2 separate regions of the Homo sapiens genome follow, and region 2 is linked to region 1. Evidence: read pairs that join two places in POLR2A ChIA-PET (ENCODE). Cell type or tissue: K562. All regions are shown on one strand. Links, peaks and the distances in the headings refer to the core of each region. The heading gives the core; the rest is flanking DNA.

Region 1 (2,928 bases), core at 251-2,750:
GGGTATGCAGACAGGATGGAATGTGGTCTATGTATTAGTGAGGCTCCCATCATGGAGGAAGGGTGCAGGGCATACCTGGGCCTCCAGATACACCTGGGACAAAGCCAGGCTCCCTCTCCAGTGCTCATCTCCGCCTCTGTCTGAATTCAACTCCTCCTACTCTAGCCTGGCTCTTCCACAAGCAAGGACCCTCCAGGGGAAGAATGTGCTGCTTCCTCTCAAGCCCAGAAATCCCAGGGAAGGGCTCTAATTGGCCCCAATAGGGTCAGGTGCCCAGCTCTGACCAATCAGTGGTGGCCACGTGGGGAGAGTCTGTTAGATCATGGCAGCTCTCTTTAGAGCCATGTGGTTATGGTGGGAAGAAGGAACATCTCCCAGAAGAAGGTTGACTATTACCCTCAGCAGACAAAAGAGTCAATGTCCGCCACATCCCTGCTCCAGCGATCTGGGGTGAGGGTCAATTAAGGAATGTGAGGAGTGCTATGACCACCAGATGCACAAGGGCCTCTGTTAACAGGGAAAGCTGAGTTCTTCTCTTTAACACTGGCCGCCACTGGTTCTCTTTCATCCGAGGTTTGACAATAAAACTGAATAGCGAAAGTAGAGGTGGAGAGCCAGTGTTGCAAGAGAGCCTTAGTGTGGTGGGGAATTCCAGCTGATAGGGAAAGAGAGAGAGAGAGAGAGAGAGAGAGAGAGAGAGAGAGAGAGAGTGTGTGTGTGTGTGTGTGTGTGTGTGTGTGTGTGTGTGTGTGTGTGTGTGTGTGTGTGTGTACAGGGGTACTGAAGAGCTTATTCTCCTTAAAAATCCCAGTTATCTGATATAAAGCATTTTTTCCCAAATTACATGAACTCAATGAATCATGAGCAAACAGACAAACTGAAATTGAGGTTCATTCTACAAAATGACCAGTAGTCACCAAAAGTGTTAAGGTCACGAAAGACAAAGACACTGAGGAACTGTCACAGGTTGGAGGAGATGAAGGAGACCAACAATAAAGGACGCTGGATTGTATCCTGGAATAGAAAAAGGATATTAGGGCCGGGCGTGGTGGCTCATGCCTGTAATCCCAACACTTTGGGAGGCCGAGGTGGGCGGATCACCTGAGGTCAGGAGTTTGAGACCAGCCTGGCCAACATGGTGAAACCCTGTCTCTACTAAAAATACAAAAATTAGCTGGCCATGGTGGTGCGGGCCTGTAGTCCCAGCTACTCAGGAGGCTGAGGCAGGAGAATCGCTTGAACCTGGGAAATGGAGGTTGCAGTGAGCCAAGGTCATTCCACTGCACTCCAGTGTGGGTGACAGAGTGAGACTCTTTCTCAGAAAAAAAAAAAAGAAAGAAAGAAAAGGATATTAGGTAGCATGCCAAAGGTCCCCACGACCACACTCAGGTTCAGTGAATCACCAGAAGGACTCACAGAACTTTAAAAAGCTGTCATGCTCACAGTTATGGTTTATTACAGTAAAGGATACAGATTAAAGTTAGCATGGAACAGGGCACAGAGGGCAGAATCCAGGAGAGACAAACACCAGTTTCTGGTTGTCTTCACCCAGAGAAACTGTACAGACAGCACTTAATTCTCCCAGCAGTGATGTGTGACAACACACAGAAAGTATTGCCAACCAAGGAGGCTCACTCAAAGCCTGGGGCTCAGGTTTTTTATTAGGGATCAGTTATAGAGGCATGGAACACCTCATAGCTGACCTTAGTTACTCAGTCTGCAGTTCCTCAAGAGGTCAAACGGATACAGCAAGATCCAAGACTCCCCACCATAAATCACGCTGTTATTACCGACTATCTGACAGGGCCCAAGGGCCCAAGTAAACAAAGACTGTCATCAGGCAGGATATTTCAAGGGCTTAGAGTTTGTCTCCCAGAAGGTAGTCAAGGGCCAGTCCTTTCTCTGGGAGATGCAGGGTTTGAACACCCCAAGCCTGCTGAGTTAATCCTTTACTTCACAGGGAGAAAACTAGTGTAATTCAGATAAGTCTGTAGCTTAGTTAATAGTCTTGTATCAAAGTTTTTCCCCTGGGTTTGAGCATTGTTCCATAGTTATATACATTTATAACATTATAGGTAGCTAGATAATGGATATATATGATTTGAGCATTGTTCCATAGTTATATACATTTATAACATTATAGGTAGCTAGATAATGGATATATATGAACTCTCTATACTATTTTTGTAAATTTCTCTAAGTCTAAAATTATATCAAAGTAAAATGTTAAAAATATTCATGGAAGGCTGGGCGTGGTGGCTCACGCCTGTAATCCCAGCACTTTGGGAGGCCGAGGCAGGCAGATCACCTGAGGTCAGAAGTTCGAGACCAGCCTGGCCAACATGGTGAAACCCCATCTCTACTTAAAATACAAAAATCAGCCGTGCGTGATGGCGGGTGCCTGTAATCCCAGATACTTGGGAGGCTGAGGCAGGAGAATCACTTGAATCTGGGAGGTGGAGGTTGCAGTGAGCCAAGGTCATGCCACTGCACTCCAGCCTGGGTGACAGAGACTCTGTAAAAAAAAAAAAAAAAAAAAAAAATCCATGGGAACATGGACAAGCAATGGAAGAAATAAGAAAATATATTATCTGTGTGTATCTGGCCCCCTCACCTCATTTGCTCATGGAGTGGAGCCCAATCAATGACTAATTCCAACTCAGGTGTTCACAGCAAAATTCATCACTTACTGCGCATCTGTTGTATGGATGAGGACTCTGATGGCTTCCTGGAGGAATTGCTAAATAAGCATTATCTTTTCAGAAATCAAATCACCAGATAATCTTTCTGATCCTCAGTTTCCCCTGTCTCACAAATGGGAATGAAAATTCTGATGAACTAATAAAGTAGGCTATCAATGGAAGATTGCTGTTAAGAATGTCTTTAGACTCAATTGTCATCCACACTAATACCTGCCTGTCATTCTGC
Region 2 (2,928 bases), core at 117-2,616, 93 kb after region 1:
GATCCTCATGACCTCTCTTTTACTTCAGGTGGCCTCAGAAAACACACCTGTTTCAACAAGAGACTAAATATGATGTGTATGGAAGACAAAATACTTGTTTCTCTATATGGCACTTTCTAATAATGTGGAAGACTATCAAATGAAAACTGGAATTAGCTGGATTCTGTATTTTAAATATGGTTGTCTCATTATCTTATGGATTAAATAGCAATTATACCCCTCCATAATATATAATGAATCTCTCACTATAAAAATGGATTTTATATTTTTCTTCAACATTAATATTAAATGGATATTAAACTTCTAATGAAATCAAAATCAAAATATAAATCGATAAAAAATTAAGAGTTGATTATACAAATGAAAAGGTGTAAGCAGTAACCTAAGCATAGTTACCAGTTGCAGCCAACATTACACACATACAGACATAAATCACTGCACTCAGATAATCATCTTACAGTATTTTTTTTATCCTACATTTGTGGGAGTCATATGTGTTACTGAGAGCAATAATGTTACAAAGTGTCCAGTAAGGCCCTTAAGTAAGTAATATAAGCATGTGTAGGTGTGTGCATGCACGTGTATAAAGAAAAACATGCTACTAAATGATCCAGTAAAAATATATTATATACATATACTTTTTAAAATACAGATGGGGTCTTGCTTTGTTGCCCAGGCTGGTCTCAAACTCCTGGGATCAAGCAATCCTCCTGCCTTAGCTTCCCATAGTACTGGGATTACAGGCATACGCCATTGTGCCCAACCTGTTTTTCTTTTAAACCTCATATATCTGAACGTAGGACTCTGAACAAGAATGAACCAGAAAGCCACTATCTTGAAAGAGTATTTCTTCTAATTCAAAAAATCAACTCTCTTGAAACAATATAGTAAGGAAATAAATGTGCCAAAAAAAAAAATTTAAGATGACTGGAAAAATATTCACTATTCCTAACATACAAGATCAGTCTTGTATTACACACACATACCATGAGAGACCACTCTTTAACCTTCTGGAAGATCACTCTGCGTCCCTGAGGCATCCATGCCACCATCACCGTCACAGCCCTTATGGTTAGCCAGCAAACATAGAGACCACAAGCAGCTGTGTAGAGCTCATGGATTTTGGCAGTCCCCGTCCAAAACGACATTAACCAACGGCCAGCAAATACTGAAAATAGAAAAGCTGATAAATGAGACATGTGGCTAGGTAAAGAGAATTGTCATCTTCATGTTGTTATGTTAGTATTTTCACATTAGGAAAAAGATATCACATTCGATATATCAATGTCTTCATCAAAAAAACAAAAGACAAAAATCACAATGTCTAAAGAGTACACAATTTGATGAAATCACAACCAAAACAAGGTAAGTTCAATGGAGGCGAGCTCTACTGGGACATACACTCTGATTTGTCATGCCAATTACTTATTCTTTTAGGTCTAAAAAAGCTTTTGAGGGAATTAATGTTTTCATTGTTTTTATCACCAAATGAAACTGTTATGCAAATAATAGGACAAAAGTGGGGAATTTCTTCTCTTATTTGTGATGTCAATACTTTTAATATGTAGAAACATTACAAATAATTTAGAGTAACTATCTTCCAATTGGCTCATTCATCAAGACAGAAAACTAAGCTTATTTTAATAAGGAGTGGGCAAAATAACATTTTAAAGCACAATAATCAAAGAATACCATATTAATTTTCTTAGAAAAAGTTAAGACTATCTGAATATGCTGGAATGTGAAAAATGGATTTGAGAGCAGTCTAAGGGAGTGCCTCATACAAAAAGTTGTTCGGAATAAACTCTATAGCATCCCACAACAATCACTTGGATAAGACCATTTACATAATTTAGTAACTTACTTTATATGATTACTTCTCAATAGGCTAGAGAGAACAGTAAGACCCAAATTTCCAGTATATTTTTTCCACAGATTGTCTTCCTAATATGGTACTATACTTTTTGAATTCCTAAGTAGAGCTATAGACCTAGCTGAGGTGGAAGGATTGCTTGAGCCCAGTAGTTCAAGGCTGCAGTAAGCTATGATCATACTACTACCCTCCAGACTGGGGAACAGAGCAAGACTCTGTCAAATAGCTAAATAAATAACCTTAATGATGCTATTAGCTGAAGGCTAGCACAAGCTCATACCTGGTAAAGTAAGGCAGATGAGGCTGGCAATCAGTAATGTTATACACATGAAGACAATCAACAGAAATATCTGCAAAGTAAAACATAAGGAGTGCATAAATAGAGAACACGTGCTCAATGTATTTTATCAAAGAATCAACACAATCTTCCCATTAAAAAGAAATCATCTATATTTGCGTTGCCAGGTTTCCTGCAATTTCACATAAAATTTTTATTTTCAGTAAAATTACCTATGATTTAGGCCAAAATGAAAATAAGTATCCATTCTCACATAATCAGATACATCCCACAAGTAAATGGCAAATGTTTTAATCAGAGAGCATAAAAAAAAAACATTCACCTTAAATTTTCCCTTGTTATTAAAACATTACAAATTAAAAACATTCACCTTTTAATCAAATAACAGTGCTATCCAATTAAAATGTTCTATAATGACAGAAATGTCTAGATCTGCACTGCTCAATGCAGTAGCCACTAGGCCACATGTGGCTACTGAGCATTTGATATGTGGTTAGTGTAAATGAGTAATGAAATTTTTAACTTTATTTAATTTTAATTAAATTGAAATGTAAATAGCCATATAAACTAGTGCTCCTGTACTGAGAAGCTGATATGGTGTGACTGTGTCCCCACTCAAATCTCACCTTGAATTGTAATAATCCCCAGGTGTCAAGGGAAGGGCCAGGTGGAGATAACTGAATCATGGGGCAGTTTCCCCCATACTGTTCTCCTGGTAGTGAATTAAGTCCCACCAGATCTGACGGTTTTATAAATG

The links. ChIA-PET counts read pairs that join two places held together with the same protein. Peaks named below come from ENCODE experiments on the same cell type or tissue, not always from the same donor. Only the 100,000 strongest peaks of a DNase experiment are listed, where the experiment ranks them.
Region 2: POLR2A ChIA-PET joins it to region 1 with 6 read pairs; 4 of 35 experiments call an interaction of 5 or more read pairs at or near these places.

Annotation. Positions count from the first base shown.
Region 1 is chr5:10,506,579-10,509,506 of GRCh38, reverse strand. The region is part of intron 1 of LINC02213 (long intergenic non-protein coding RNA 2213); the gene reads left to right. Among named protein-coding and RNA genes, the nearest start is that of LINC02212, 5.3 kb to the right of the region's middle. In K562, for the core only: no CTCF peak of the experiment used is centred there; DNase peaks (open chromatin) are centred at 266 and 1,786; H3K27me3 peaks cover 309 bases.
Region 2 is chr5:10,413,728-10,416,655 of GRCh38, reverse strand. It overlaps MARCHF6 (membrane associated ring-CH-type finger 6), which reads right to left. Exons shown (of 26, transcript NM_005885.4): 20 at 2,154-2,223; 21 at 987-1,168. Among named protein-coding and RNA genes, the nearest start is that of MIR10397, 13 kb to the right of the region's middle. In K562, for the core only: no CTCF peak of the experiment used is centred there; no DNase peak of the experiment used is centred there.